2 separate regions of the Homo sapiens genome follow, and region 1 is linked to region 2. A link is an interaction called in ENCODE POLR2A ChIA-PET data of the cell type or tissue named here. Cell type or tissue: HepG2. All regions are shown on one strand. Each heading gives the region's core, and the rest is flanking DNA. Links, peaks and the distances in the headings are about the cores only.

Region 1 (7,395 bases), core at 1,503-6,502, 550 kb before region 2:
TAACAGTCAAAGACAGGCTCATTTTGGAGAATAAACCGGAGAGGGGCTTCTGGCTGATTTTGGTCAGGAGCACTGTCTATTACAGACCAAGAGTATTACTTAAGGATTTAGGGCAGGAGAGCTTATCACAGGCTTGGAATGTTTCTGTGTGGAGGAGAAGTTTATTGTGGGGTTGGAATGTTTTGGGGCTGACATCTCTCCAGCCAGAGGGGACGTTATCTCTGGGCTGGCATGTCTGTGGTCAGAGAGGGGTTTATCTTAGGATTGGAATGTTTGTGGTTGGAGATGTCATTTGTGGTTTATGGTCATGATGTCATTAGCCATTAGGCTGATGCCCTTTGGGTTGGATTTAGGCAGTTTTTGATCAAGGGGAACTTGAAAATGGTGGTGCTTGTCCAAGATGGTGATGCTCCTGCTCTGTCAGTAGCTAGGCTATGATGGTGTTAATGTCATGAAATGTGGTATGTAGGAAGCAACAGAAAGGAGAGGGCATGTTGAGTTGAGTAAGGTGAGTAAATAATTGATAACTAGAGATCTGAAATGCTGGCAGTGGGTATAACAGGGACTGAAACACAGGAAACTAAGAACTTTGGGTTGTTCCAAAATTGTGTAATTTGGAGCTACAGTTTTTATCTAGGGAATTGAGTTTCTTCTGTTTTTACTTGAATACCAAGGTAGGAGTATGAAAGAATGATCTACTGTGGTGGGAAGAATTCTCTTGCTTGTCCCTTAAGATGATTAGCATGTTAAGTTGATGTTGCCTGAATGCTGAAGCACAGTTATTTAGCATCTGGGACCTTGGAACAAGATAGGGAAAGCTTAGTCAACAGTTCATTCCTGAGCTACTGTTTTACGTGGATTCAGGGATTAAATCTCTGTTGAGTCCATCTTTGAGTAGAGAAATCAGTTGGGGAATTCTGAATGCCTAAATAGTTGGCATTGAGATTTCTTCTTTTTCTAGAGTGCCTTTTGGGTAGGTACAAAGATCCTGATGTTCTGCAGAAAGTTTCTTGGAATGTACTCATTTGTGAGGACTTTCTTCCTGATCATCTTAGTTGGTCTGTTGGGGTTTGTGATGACTCCCAATTGCTACTTCTGTGCTTTTTCTTCGCTCTCAACACATAAGACAAATGAGACAATAGAGGAAGTTGCCAGTGTTGTCAAGCATCTGAATTATTGTAAGATACACTCATTCTGAAGGGTCCAGAGGAAGTATAAAATGAATGGCATTATGGGCTGGCCATGGTGGTTTATGCATGTAATCACAGCACTTTGGGAGGCCGAGGCAGGGGGATAGCTTCAGCCCAAGAGTTTGAGACTAGCCTGGGCAACATAGTGAGGCCCTGTCTATGCAAAATGAATGAATGAATGAGGCATTGTGGTCACTATTCCTAGATTTCATTGACTGTGCCTTTACTTTTCAGTAAATAATACGTAGACTTTCCTGACCTAAGCTTTATGATGATCTTAGGTTGTGATATGGGGGTAGGAGGAGGTTAACTCTCTCTATAGCCACTGCTTTCCTTAAAATCATTGCTTTTTATTTAAGTGTCTTAACATGGCATTTTAAAAAGCAACCTTGGCCAAGCGTGGTGGCTCATGCCTGTAATCCTGACACTTCGGGTGGCTGAGGTGGGAGGATTGCTTGAGCCCAGGAGTTGGAGAGGAGACCAGCCAAAACAAAACAAAACAAAACAAACAAACAAACAAACAAAAGCAACGCTTTACACTCCAGTCATTGAGAGCATCAAAAATTATTTTCCAACCACTGCCATGTCAAATGTAATTTAAGAAAGCACCCTTCTTCCCTGAAGAAAATGCAATTTGGTTTACTTTATTCCATCTCTGATTAGTGGCATTGTTTTTGTTTACAGTTAGAAAATAAAATGTGTTTAGGGTACAATGTAATGGCAAATTGTCTGTAAGAGATTAGTTTTCTTTCTCTTTTTGATTAGTTGAAAAGGTCATTGTAATAGCATGTTCAAGCTAGTCATCTTTGCGTATTTCATTTATTTCCTCACAAAATATTTATTACAAATATAGTAGCACGTGGCAAAGCCGTTTCTCTTTTTCGAAGACATGTGAACATGTATCTGAATAAGATACTCAAGATTTCATCTTGATGTGTGATCTTGAGCAAGCGGTTTCTTTTATCTAAATGTCTTCATCTGAATATGGATAATCCCTTGGACTCCTCCCCTTCTTCTTCAGGGACTCTGAAGAAAATAATTTAGGCTTCATCAGATTCTTTAAATTATTAGAAAAATAATCAGAAAGAACCAAAGGGCAGTTTTCCTTTAGCCTAAAGATATTTGCAATTTAATATCATCTTTTGGAAAAAATTTACAATAAAAGATATGTGCTTTGTCATTTATTTATTTATGCAGTGGCTTTATGGGCCCTGTCTTTGTTCCTTAAAGGTAAATGCCATTGTTTTAAAATTTCTTTTTCTTTTAAAGACTGTGTGTATATCGAGAGTCGGAGGCCAAACACACCGTATTTCATCTGTAGCATTCAAGACTTCAAACTGGTAAGCGTTTTTAATGTGCTGTTCACTCTGCTCTGTATTCTCTCTTTTTCCAGTTCCATTGGCTATCTCTTATTGTTCCTCCATCGCTGTTGACGTGGTTACCAGTTCACCTTTTGAGTGCTAACTGCCTCGTGGCAGTAGCACTGAAATGAGGGTTACTAGTTCCATCTTTTCAGCTTTGTAACACTTACTCTCATAATGCTTATATTGTAAACAATATTTCTGAAGTTTTTATCCCTTTAGTAACTTTTGACAATTTCAGATAGTCCCTTGAATTTCTGAAGTAGCTTGTTTCTTCTCAGCCATTGTTAAGAGCCTGAAGTAAAGTAAATTCAGTAAATTGATGAGTAGGGGAAATAATATAAACGGGTCAGAGAATAGTTTCCAGTGGAAACCTGTCACTTCCTTCAATATTTCGGCAGGTGTGGAGTATATGATGTTGAAATTGTTGTGGGGGTTTCCCGGGGTAGCGGTTGAAAGAAGTCTGGCTTGGGCGTGGTAAAGTTGTTATACTTTCTTTCCAGTTTTAGTGCATGTGTTGCAGAAGTAAGGACATAGCTACTGTACTTTCTCATTAAAAATTCTTCCTGAATATATAAGTGTTGATGTTCCTCATTATGAAATCGCTTTTTTAGGGCCAGTGGTTCTCACACTTTAGGCTTTGGATCCCTGGATGTCTGCAGAGATTTGGCAGAGGTCTGCAAATAAACATGCTAAGCTTGATGTAAATAAATTGATCTCACACGTCTGGACAACGATTTTTCAGCCTGTTTTCAGTATGCTTTTATGATTTTTAAAAATTTCACTTATTTAAAAGCAATACACAGTTAAGAACCACTATTTGTCATTGTTGTTGTTTGAAACAGAGTCTTGCTCTGTCACCCAGGCTGGAGTGCAGTGGTGCAGTCTTGGCTCACCGCAGCCTCTGCCTCCCGGAAACAAGTGATTCTCCTGCCTCAGCCTCCCGAGTAGCTGGGATTACAGGTGCGTGCCAGTACAACCGGCTGATTTTTTTTGTATTTTTAGCAGAGAACAGGGTTTCACCATGTTGGCCAGGCTGGTCTCCAACTTCTGACCTCAAGTGATTTGCCTGCTTTGGCCTCCCAAAGTGCTGGGATTACAAACGTGAGCTACCATGCCAGCCGGGAACCACTGTTTGTTTGTTATTTTCCTCAAACAATTGGTATTTGAAATACTACTGAAGTAGTATCATTTGGGAATCTTTTGAAACATTTTGATCTTACAAGGGATCCTAGTACTTTGAAGATTGTGAACCACTGTCTGTGCTCTTAGGCCTAGAGAATTCGTAATTCCTTAGCTTTGTAGAGATGTGTATCACTATCTGTGAATGCTCTTATTTCCAACACCCTTTGTAATTTGACAATATTTGTGTTCTGACATATGTTGTATGTGATATTTCAGTCTAAAGAAATGTAGTTTGAAAAGATCTTTCTCTGCATCTCCTTTGTTTTTTATCATTTTTAATGGCCCAAGTACCAAAGTAGTATATTCAGTAAGAAAAAAAAAAAATCACATTTTATTTTTCTTTGTTAAAAAGTTATTGCTTAAGTTATTGCATGCTTACTGTTTTAAGATGAAGTCAAATGTGCTATTTACTTCTAAGATGGATCTATTCTTGATAAGCGGCTTTTAACTTTCCTGGTTGCATTGCAAGGTGGCCTTGCAGTTTAATCTTGTAAATCAAATGCTTTCTATCCAGTTTTTATGTCTATATGAATTTTTAAAAACCATTTTTAGAGGTCTTTGCTACTTATTATATCTTTCCTTCCAAAGTGTGTTTTTTTTTTTTTTTTTTTTTTTTTAAACAGATACAGCACTGACACCTGAAATACGGGTGTAGCCTTATTCCTGAAGAGTTTTGTTTTGGTAGTGGCTGCTGCTACTGCCCTTTTCCTGCCCATTGTCTTTTTGTGTGATTTTTACTAAACCAAACATCAGTGCACCGTGAAAAATATATAGCTGTGAAATAAAATTGTAAATATTTTTATTTTACCTATTAGATCTTGAGCCCCCTTTGTACAGTTTTTGCACATTAGCAGGTGCCTTCCTGTTTGAACAGCATCTCTTATGAAATGCTGATTACAATGTGATAGTTGCTGTTCTGGGCAGAGGTTCCTGCTGAGTTACGGTAATTGCTCAGGGTATTAACAGCAATAAAAGCTAAAGCTTCTGTTGTCAGTATTGGTCTAATACAACACATTAAAGCTGTCTACAAAAACAGTGTGGGAAGTAGGGTGCAGTATGTTTAGATACCTTTTTCTAAATCACACACTGCTGTTTCTCATGTTTTTGTTTGAGGTTCTGTATTCAGCACATCCTCATAGTTGTTGTGTAAGAACAACAGATGATGAAATATTTGCTCTGGGAATAAATATAGTTATTTCCACTTTCTTATTTTCTTACTTCTCTGTACTTATTAAAAGATAATCAGATGAGAATGATCAAGATTTTTTTCTCCTTCAGTTTACTGAAGCTATAAGGGTAAAAGATGAGCAGAAGGAAATAAGCTTTGTTTCTCTGCAAGATTTTAAGAAGAAGAAGAAATTGAATTTGATTTTGCTCCCAGCAAATAACATGACTAGTGGAGCAATGAAAGAAACAAAAACCCGATGGCTTTGAAATGTTGAGTAATTAGGTATTTTATCTTTTTAATAATCATAAAATAAAAAGTTGGTTTGGGGTTATAACTGAGAGATGTGTTTCATTGTTTATACTATAAATGAGAATCCCTTTGCCGTGGTGAAATTTTGTGTATAAAGGATGTTTGGGCACTGTAAAAGTAACTGGGTGAATGCCCGTTATGATACACATTAGTAGGTACGATTACGATGTTAAAGATAACAAAAGCTAATGAGGTGAGGCGTGGGGAGGAGGAGACATCTACCGCCAGTCACCGAGGCTAGAATAATGGCAGTTTATTGAACCAAGGGCCTTGGGTCACATTTCATGAAATAGCTCTTTATGAGATAAGGAGAAGGGTCTTTGTATTTTATGTGGGGACCTGGGTTGTCTTCTCTACTCTGCTGCTGCATTCCCTTAGAATCGAGTCTGTGGTATAGAACACAGCTGCCTCTATGTCCTGATCCCTGTCTGTTGTCCTGCCAGACTATTAAACAGCCTCCCCTTTCACTCTCAAAAATGTCTTGAGTGTGGATGATAGGTTGTGTGGTTATCTTGCCTATGGGGATAAGATCCATGGCTTCTGCTTTATTAATATTCAACCATCAAAACACATAGGGACACCACCGTCCTACACTGGTAGGTGTATTTCGAGCCCACACTTCCACAGGGTAGGTGGAGGCTATGATAGTATCAAGCAATTAAGTTCCTAACTGAGCTGAGGTTTTAAAGGTAGGAATTATGTATTCTATTAGGAAGCTTTCATTCTCTTAGGAAGTATTCATTTGATTGGGCTTATTTACAAATGGAGAGGTCTGATTTTGTTTGAATGCGCTGACCAAAGTATTTATGGAAGAAGTAGTCAAAAGCAGGAGCTCAGGCAAGCAGAAGAGGCAGGGTAGAATTAGGGACAGCACGTACTTAGAAGCAGGAGAAAGAAGTATTGTTGATTAAAAAGGTCGCTTCGCACTGTAGATTTCTGAACTAAATAGTAAAATAGCTGGCAAAGTCTTTATTTAGCTTTTTGAAGGACTAGTAATACGGAATGACAGTCTGTGATCCTTGTGGCCTGGCATGAAAAGATTAATTGAGCCAAATTTCATTTTTAGAATTTAGAGTTGAGAAACTGAGAGACTGAGGCAGTTAGTAGAGGGGAAAGGTGAATAGATAATTCAAGAATTACCCCTAATATATCTGTAAAAATTAAAAATAAAAGAATTACCTGAATGACAAGAGCAAGGTTAGGGCTGGCATAGGCAAGCTCACTTGCTAGGGTAGGAAACTGGGAAAAGCAGAGGACAGGCAAGCTGTGGGAAGAGCAGCAGACTGCCAAGGGAAGTGTGTGCACAGCCGTCTCTTCCTTGACTCTCCTGGGTCCCACTGCACTGATGTTCTTCCCACAGGATTCTTAGATTATCCTGTTCGCTCTGAGTAAAGAGCTCTCACCTGGCTAGCTTGAGTGGCTCTTCATGAATTGCAATGGAAAGAGCCTAGATTAATATCTCCAACCCTTCTGCTGCCCTCCCATAGCTTTTATAGGTCACCATGTGACTTACTTACTTTTAGGGTTTTGTTCTGAATGAGTCAATATCATTGAGGAGCATTATATCACAGAGTGCAAATAGAAATGTTTTGAGCTATAATCAGGGACTTCCACAGGCATTTACTGAATACCTGCTTTGTGTTCTTTATGGAACTCAGCACCTAAAGGGAGACTGAAGAAGTATAAAATATTGTTCATTCCCTCAGTGATCTTAGATTCTAAGTGGACAGACAACTTGTGGCATTATTGGATGTCAGTCTTCTTTGGAGAACATTCTGAATAGGATTGACAAGAAGGGCATTCACTTTAGTTCTAAAAGAAATGATTTGTTTGTTTACGAAAAACAATAAAATCATATTTTTATAGAAACCCAGGCATTAAGAAGTATAATACAAATAATTTGCCATCTGGAAGTAATCATGGAGTCCGAGAATGCTAACAAGGTCATGGAGACACTAATTTTCATTCAGTATAGCACTGAGGAGTTCCTTGTATAGTAAGTAGTTCCTTGTAGCAGTTACTACCTTTCTTTATTCACAGATAAGTAAGCAAACTCAGTCCTGTAATAGTCTCCATGGAAATTCAGTGTGGATTCTTGCATTGCTGTCATTCATACAGTAGAGGAAAACATGCTTTTGGTTTCCTAAAGTTACATAGGTGTTTCAGCTGTTACTTATACCAA
Region 2 (7,395 bases), core at 1,628-6,627:
TTTCAGCATCACCCTAGCCCTTTAGCTTTCTTCACTTTAGACATACCAAAATAAAGATTAGGACATTGAGACAGGCAGAGTAGTGTAAAGCTACAGAAAGGAAAATATGAAATTAATAATATCTCACTTATCCAAGAATCACATATGTAATTATCTTAGCTAATTGGAACTCTGTTGAGAAAAAGGGAAAGAAAATACAAAAAGATATTTTGGTAGTCAACTTAGAAGTGACAAAGCTAATGCACCAGATATTACATACACAGAGAGGCAGACACAGGAGAATAAGTGATCATTGTTCAGAAGAGAAATGAAAGTTTTTTATTTAAAAAATAGTACATTGGCTGGATGCAGTAGCTCACGCCTGTAATCTCAGCCCTTTGGGAGGCCGAGGTGGGTGGATCACTTGAGGTCAGGAGTTCAAGAACAGCCTGGCCAACATGGTGTAACCCCATCTCTACTAAAAAAACAAAAATTAGTCGGGCGTGGTGGCACGTGCCTGTGATCTCAGCTCCTTGGGAGGCTGAGGCAGGAGAATCACTTGAACCTGGGAGAAGGAGGTTGCAGTAAGCCAAGATCACGCCAATGCACTCCAGCCTGGGTGACAGAGCAAGACTCTGTGTCAAAACAAAAACAAACAAACAAAAAACAATAGTACATGGACTCAAAAAGCTTATTCATGCAGAGCAAGCTGGTGCAGAGTCAAAAGGTCTAATACTCCCAAACCTGTGAAAATCTCAATGCGAAATCCCAATTGTGAAATCCCAATTTCACACCTATGGCTGTAACAGTCTAGAAAAGCTACTAGCACACAGTAGGCCCTCAATATGCATTCACTGGTGAATGATGGACAGCAACTACTGTTCTAAATGAGGAGCCAAGACCTCAATAAACAGATAGATTGTACTGAATATAATTTTAGTTAGGTATAATAGATGTAGAGTAAACATTTTACTTTTTTTCCAAAAAGCTCACTATAAAAGTAAGTTTCCTGGCCAGGTACAGTGGCTTGCACCTGTAATCCCAGCACTTTGGGAAGCTGAGGTGGGCAGATCACTTGAGGCCAGGAGTTCAAGACCAGCCTGACCAACATGGTGAAAGTACAAAAAATACAAAAATTAGCCAGGCGTGGTGGTGCGCACCTGTAGTCCCAGCTACTTGGAAGGCTGAGGCAGGAGAATCACTTGAGCCCAGGAAGCGGAAGTTGCAGTGAGCCAAGATCATGTGACTGTATTCCAGCCTGGGCAATACAGTGAGACTCTGTCTCAAAAAAAAAAAAACAAAAAGTTTCCTGTATAATGAAGCAAGCATCAGACAGGGAAAACTTAATTGGTTCTAAAGTGGAACCTGAGTTGTTGTCTGCTGCAGGAGAAATGGAATTAAATGGAATTCTGCTGTGTGGCAGCAGGAAGTGGCCAATGTAGAATTCTATATGAAAGGGCAATTTAATTTCCATTCCCTTGGGGTGATAGGTGCGATTTCTTTACTACCTATATAAGTTGAAGAAAATTCCCTCTCACATCTCACACTACACATTTTCCTTAATTTATAATGTAAACTCCACAAGGCCAAGAAGTTGTGGCTGTGTATACGCTGCTGTGTCCCAGCACCCAGAGCAGTGCCTTGCACAGAGAAGAGGATCAATAGCTGAATGAATGGAGTAATATTGGCTAGGTGGCAAGACCTCTCCTAGACCAACACATAGCAGGCCTCTCCGACGTGAGGCACACTGAGCTTGGCAGGTTCCAGGAGTGTCAAGGTAGACAGGTGAGGTGTGTCCCTGCCTTCGCGGAGCTTATAGTCTGGTTTAGAGGAGATATTAAAATACAGCAAGAGGCCTGGCACAGTGGCTCATGCCTGTAATCCCAGCACTTCAGGAGGCCGAGGCGGGTGGATCACTTGAGGTCAGGAGTTTGAGACCAGCCTGGACAGCATGGAGAAACCCCGTCTCTACTAAAACTACAAAAATTAGCTGGGCGTGGTGGCATGTGTCTGTAGTCCCAGCTACTCGGGACTACCTTTATAAGAGCTTTGGAGTTCACAAAGTGATTTTGTATATAGCATCTCATTGGATTCTCACAGCAATCCTATGGAAATGGCCAGACAAGTTTGATAATGCTCATTTCACAAGTGAAGAAAACAAGGACTCAGAGAGGTAAACTGAAATTGTGCGATTTCGCACAACAAATAAGGAGAGTGCCCAGCCTGGAACCCAGGTGTTTGGACTTCTGGTCTACCGCTCTTTCCATTAAATCACAACTTTGCTGTTTCATTTACATCCCAGGTTTACCAATCTCATTGGAACTGATCTCCTTCCTAATCAGTTCCTTCTCCTACTTTCTCCCTTTTCTAAGTTGTGAATAAACCGAAGGACTTGAGAAGTCATAACCTGGCCAGTGAGAACACATGCAAATATGGAATTTGAAAATAGTTACAGAATAATACACACATGAATGAAAGGTGAGTTTGTGCTTAGTAGGTAAATTCCTAAAGGAACCAATCAATGTAATTCAAAATAAACCTAAGTAGGCAGGATGCGGTGGCTCACGCCTGTAATCCCAGCACTTTGGGAGGCCGAGGCTGGTGGATCAGCTGAGGTCAGGAGTTCAAGACCAGCCTGGCCAATGTGACACAACCTTGTCTCTGCTAAAAATACAAAAAAAAAAAAAAAAAAAAAATTAGCTCGGCATGGTGGCTCACGCCTGTAATCCCAACTACTCAGGAGGCTGAGGCAGAAGAATTGCTCGAGCCCGGGGGGATGGAGGTTGCAGTGAGCCAAGATCACGCCACTGCACTCCAGCCTGGGTGACAGAGCGGGGCTCCATCTCAAAAAATAAATTGAGTAAAATAAACCTAAATAAACACTAGGAACACTATTTAAGCAATTAAGAACTTTCTAATGTAAATTTTGTTTATAATTTTGAAGGAAAGGGAGGGATAAAAAACGACAGGAATGAACAGTGTAATTTACTCCTTTTTATCTGGCCCAGAACGAAATGTACTTGTAAATACGAGGAGTACATGTTGTTTTTATTTAACCAATTAGTCACAGGTTAAATGAAGCAACTAAAAAAAAAAAGTTTCTGCAAGAAGTAATCTACAGGATAGGTGCTGGTCATTGGAGAAATATAAATAAATGAATCCCAAAATATAGAGACTAAGAAAACAAAATCATGTGGAGGTAAACCTGGCAACTTCACTATCACTGTTACTTAAGAATTCCTCTCACAGAAAATGTGAAATCTCACAGTAATCTAATACTAAATAAACGGCTTTGTGTAAAAAAACAGCTGAACACCCAAAGGTTTGTTGAACCTATCTCCACATTTCCAAGTTTATTCCCAATATTCTCGGGTTCGCTGTGGTGCTGAGCCTTCCTAGGGTCGGTTGCCACAGCTGTAATTGTGCACACTTTAGGGAATCGGAGATGCTGCTGTCTGGGATTCCCGGGGTAAAGTCTGTTCAAGTTACCGGAAGGCCCCACTTCACTTTCTTGATGCGAGAAAAGTCTAGAATTCATTTTGTACAAGTCACATCTGAGAGCGCAGCCAGATCTAAAGCATTTTTTCACTTGAACAAAGGAGCAGCCATCTCCAAAGTCCAGTCCAACCTGAAATACCAGATTTCCTGACGAGAAGTCTGCCCCACGCTTGCCCAGTGCCTTGTTTAACCCCTTCCTTCCCTCAAGTCCTCAGGAGTCTACCTTCAAACACCATCAAGGTTTTCTGAATTTAAAACATGTATATATGTGTTTATCCATATATTTTAAATTCAAATAATCTATGTGTGTGTACACACACACACACATTTTTTCACCTGTATGTATATATAAACAATACATAGCTTGAGCCCAGGAGTTTGAGGCTGCAGTGAGCCATGATTGCACCACTGCACTCCAGCCTGAGTGACAGAGAAAGACTCTGTCTCAAAAAAAAAAAAATTATACATAAAAAGACAAAAACTAACAGCTGTTGGCGAGGTTGCAGAGATAAGGGAATGCTTGTATGCTGTTGGTGTGAATGTAAATTAGTTCAGCCACCGCGGAAAGCAGTTTGGAGATTTCTCAAAGAACGTAAAACAGAACTAACATTTGATTCAGCAATCCTGCTACTGCGTATATACCCAAAGGAAAATAAGTCATTCTACAAAAAAGACACATGCACTCGTATGTTCATTGCAGCACTATTCACAATAGCAAAGATCCAGAATCAACCTAGATGCCCATCAACAGTGGACTGGATAAAGAAAATATGGTACATATACACCATGGAATACTATGCAGCCATAAAAAAGAATGAAATCATGTCCTTTGAAGCAACATGGCTGCAGCGGGAGGCCATTTCCTAAGCAAATCAATGCAGGAATGGAACATCAAAGACTGCATGTTCTCACTTCTAGGTGGGAGCTAAGTATTGAGTACACATGGACATAAAAATGGGAACAATAGACACGGGACTGCTAGAGGGTGGAGGAGGGGAGAGGAGCAAGGGGTAAAAATCTACCCCTTCAGTACTATGCACACTACCTGGGTGATGGGATCATTCGTACACCAAGCCTCAGCAACACACAATTTACCCAGGTAACAAACCTGACCATGTATCCCTTGAACCTAAAATAAAAGTTAAATAATAATAATAATAATAATAATGTCTTCACTGTCTGGAGTTTAAGGTCTTGTGATTCTTCTTAATCATACTTGATACATGCAATTAAAACTTATTAGATATAAAAAGTTTTGGCTATTAAAAATCTTGTAATCAGGCCAGACGCAGTGGCTCATGCCTGTAATCCTAGCACTTTGGGAGGTGGAGGCAGGCGGATCACCTGAGGTCAGGAGTTTGAGACCAGCCTGGCCAACATGGTGAAACCCCGTCTTTACTAAGAATACAAAATTAGCCGGGCGTGGTGGCACATGCCTGTAGTCCCTGCTACTTGGGAGGCTGAGGCAGGAGAATCACTTGAACCTGGGAGGTGGAAGTTGCAGTGAACCGAGATCATGCCATTGCACCCCAGCCTGGGCAACAAGAGTGAAACTCTGTCTCAAAAAAAAAAAAACAAAAAAAAAAAAGAAAGAAACCAATCTTGTAATCAGAAAAATCGTGGAATCTGAAGCATAAATCTTTTATTAAAAACTAATAAACTAAATAAGTGCAAGTAACGGGATGATACACCTTCATTTTTCTTGGCCTATAAAGTTAGGAAAGATTAAAAAAAAGATTAACACTCATTGATAGCAAAATATAGACGAAATGAACACTGAAACACTGTTGGTCAGAGTGTAAATTAGTTTAACTTATTTGAAAGGTAAGCTAGCAATTGGTATCCAAAGATTCAATCATTTCCTTTGATCTGATCATTCTGCCTTGATCAATTTTTTCTAAGGAAAAAATTAAAGATGTACAATAAGTTTGGGGTGAAAAGTTGTTCATTTCAGCATCATTTATAATGATCAAAATTAGAATCACCCATGCACGGGAGAACTGAGAAAATAAATTGCAATTCCCTGATTGGTATGGTCATGGAACCAAGTGTCAGACTTTGTGTGTGTGTGTGTGTGTGTGTGTGTGTGTGTGTGTGTGTGTGTGTTTGTGTGTGTGACGGAGTCTCGCTCTTGTCGCCCAGTCTGGAATGCGGTGGCCCGATCCTGGCTCACTGCAACCTCCGCCTCCTGGGTTCAAGCGATTCTTCTGCCTCAGCCTCCCGAGTAGCTGGGATTACAGACACACGCCACCACGCCCTGCTAATTTTTGTATTTTTAGTAGAGACGGGGTTTCGCCATGTTGGTCAGGCTGGTCTTCTACTCTAACCTCAGGTGATCCGCCGCCTCGGCCTCCGAAAGTGCTGGGATTACAGGCTTGAGCCACCACACCCGACCAGAAATGTTTAATTGTTACTTCTAGTTCTGCTAAGCACGTTAATATGAGGCAGGCAATCTAGGCGCTGCATTCTTCAGAAACAGAATATATTAGTTCAATAAACTGTAGGTAATCTACCAGTCAGTAAAGGCTCTGACTAAAATTACTAAACCTAAGAAGTACATTAAACTTTTCTGCCCAAGAATATAAAATTCCAGCCTGGCGCGGTGGCTCACGCCTGTAATCCCAACACTTTGGGAGGTCGAGGCAAGCGGATCACTTGAGTTCAAGAGTTCGTGACCAGCCTGGCCAACATGGTGAAACCCCGTCTCTACTAAAAATACAAAAAATTAGCCGGGTGTGGTGGCGCACGTGTGTAATCCTAGATGCATGGGGAGTCTGAGGCAGGAGAATCGCTTGAACCCAGGAGGAGGAGGTTGCATTGAGTCGAGATTGCACCACTGCACCCCAGCCTGGACAACAGAACGAGACTCCAACTCAAAAAAGAAAAAGAATATAAAATTCCTTTGTTTGAAGTTTTTCATTTTCCTGAGGAAAAACACTATGGATAACTAGCAATTTCTTACAACTGATTTTACATTATGCAATTATTTATTTCACAGATGAATATAGCAATAAATAAAATAGTTTAAAAAGTATTTTCTCAAATAAAATCTATGCAATTTACATAATGGCTTCCTCATGGGATGAATAAAGGGCTCAGTAAATATTATTTACTGTCACAGCCGAGAGCTTTACATATATTGATTCACTAAATCTTCAGCCCTATGAAGTGGGCCCTATTATTATCCCCATTTGACAGACGGCACGCTGAAGTACAGGCAGCTTAAGTAATTTCCCCATATAACCCAGATAGGAAATGCCAGAGGCAGAACCAGAATCCAGGCAGTCAGCATTCAGAGCCAGAGGCCTCAACCGCTGTGCAACCCTGTTTTTAAAATGCAATAATTAGATACAAATATCGTAATTAAAACTCATGTAACCGAGATTAATATTTAAAATGCATTGGGATTTTGGTTCACTAGAAGCAAGAGAGGGGCCATGAGTGCTGGCTCACGCCTGTAATCCCAGCACTTTGGGAGGCCGAGGCGGGTGGATCACTTGAGGCCATGAGTTTGAAACCAGCCTGGCCAACAGAGTAAAACACCGTCTCTACTAAAAATACAAAAATTATGTGGGCACAGTGGTGCACATCTGTAATCCCAGCTACTCAGGAGGCTGAGGCATGAGAATCACTTGAGCCTGGGAGGTGGAGGTTGCAGTGAGCCGAGATCCAGCCATTGCACTCCAGCCTAGGCAACAGAGTGAGACTCTGTCTCAAAAAAAAAAAAAAAAAAAAAAAATTAGCTGGGCGTGGTGGTGCATGCCTGTAATCTCAGCTACTTGGGAGGCTGAGGCAGGAGAATCTCTTGAACCTGGGAGGCAGAGGTTGCAGTGAGCTGAGATTGCACCACTGCACTCCAACCTGGGCAGCAGAGCGAGACTCCATCTCAAAAAAAGAAGAAGAAGAAGAAGAAAGAAG

Evidence for each region. ChIA-PET counts read pairs that join two places held together with the same protein. Peaks named below come from ENCODE experiments on the same cell type or tissue, not always from the same donor. Only the 100,000 strongest peaks of a DNase experiment are listed, where the experiment ranks them.
Region 1: POLR2A ChIA-PET joins it to region 2 with 5 read pairs; 2 of 35 experiments call an interaction of 5 or more read pairs at or near these places.

Annotation. Positions count from the first base shown.
Region 1 is chr1:8,619,445-8,626,839 of GRCh38, reverse strand. It overlaps RERE (arginine-glutamic acid dipeptide repeats), which reads left to right. Exons shown (of 23, transcript NM_001042681.2): 3 at 2,460-2,530. Among named protein-coding and RNA genes, the nearest start is that of SNORD128, 130 kb to the right of the region's middle. In HepG2, for the core only: no CTCF peak of the experiment used is centred there; no DNase peak of the experiment used is centred there.
Region 2 is chr1:8,066,708-8,074,102 of GRCh38, reverse strand. All of the region lies in intron 2 of ERRFI1-DT (ERRFI1 divergent transcript), which reads right to left. Among named protein-coding and RNA genes, the nearest start is that of ERRFI1-DT, 44 kb to the right of the region's middle. RefSeq lists enhancers at 2,276-3,724, 5,727-6,226. In HepG2, for the core only: no CTCF peak of the experiment used is centred there; a DNase peak (open chromatin) is centred at 3,602; H3K4me3 peaks cover 627 bases.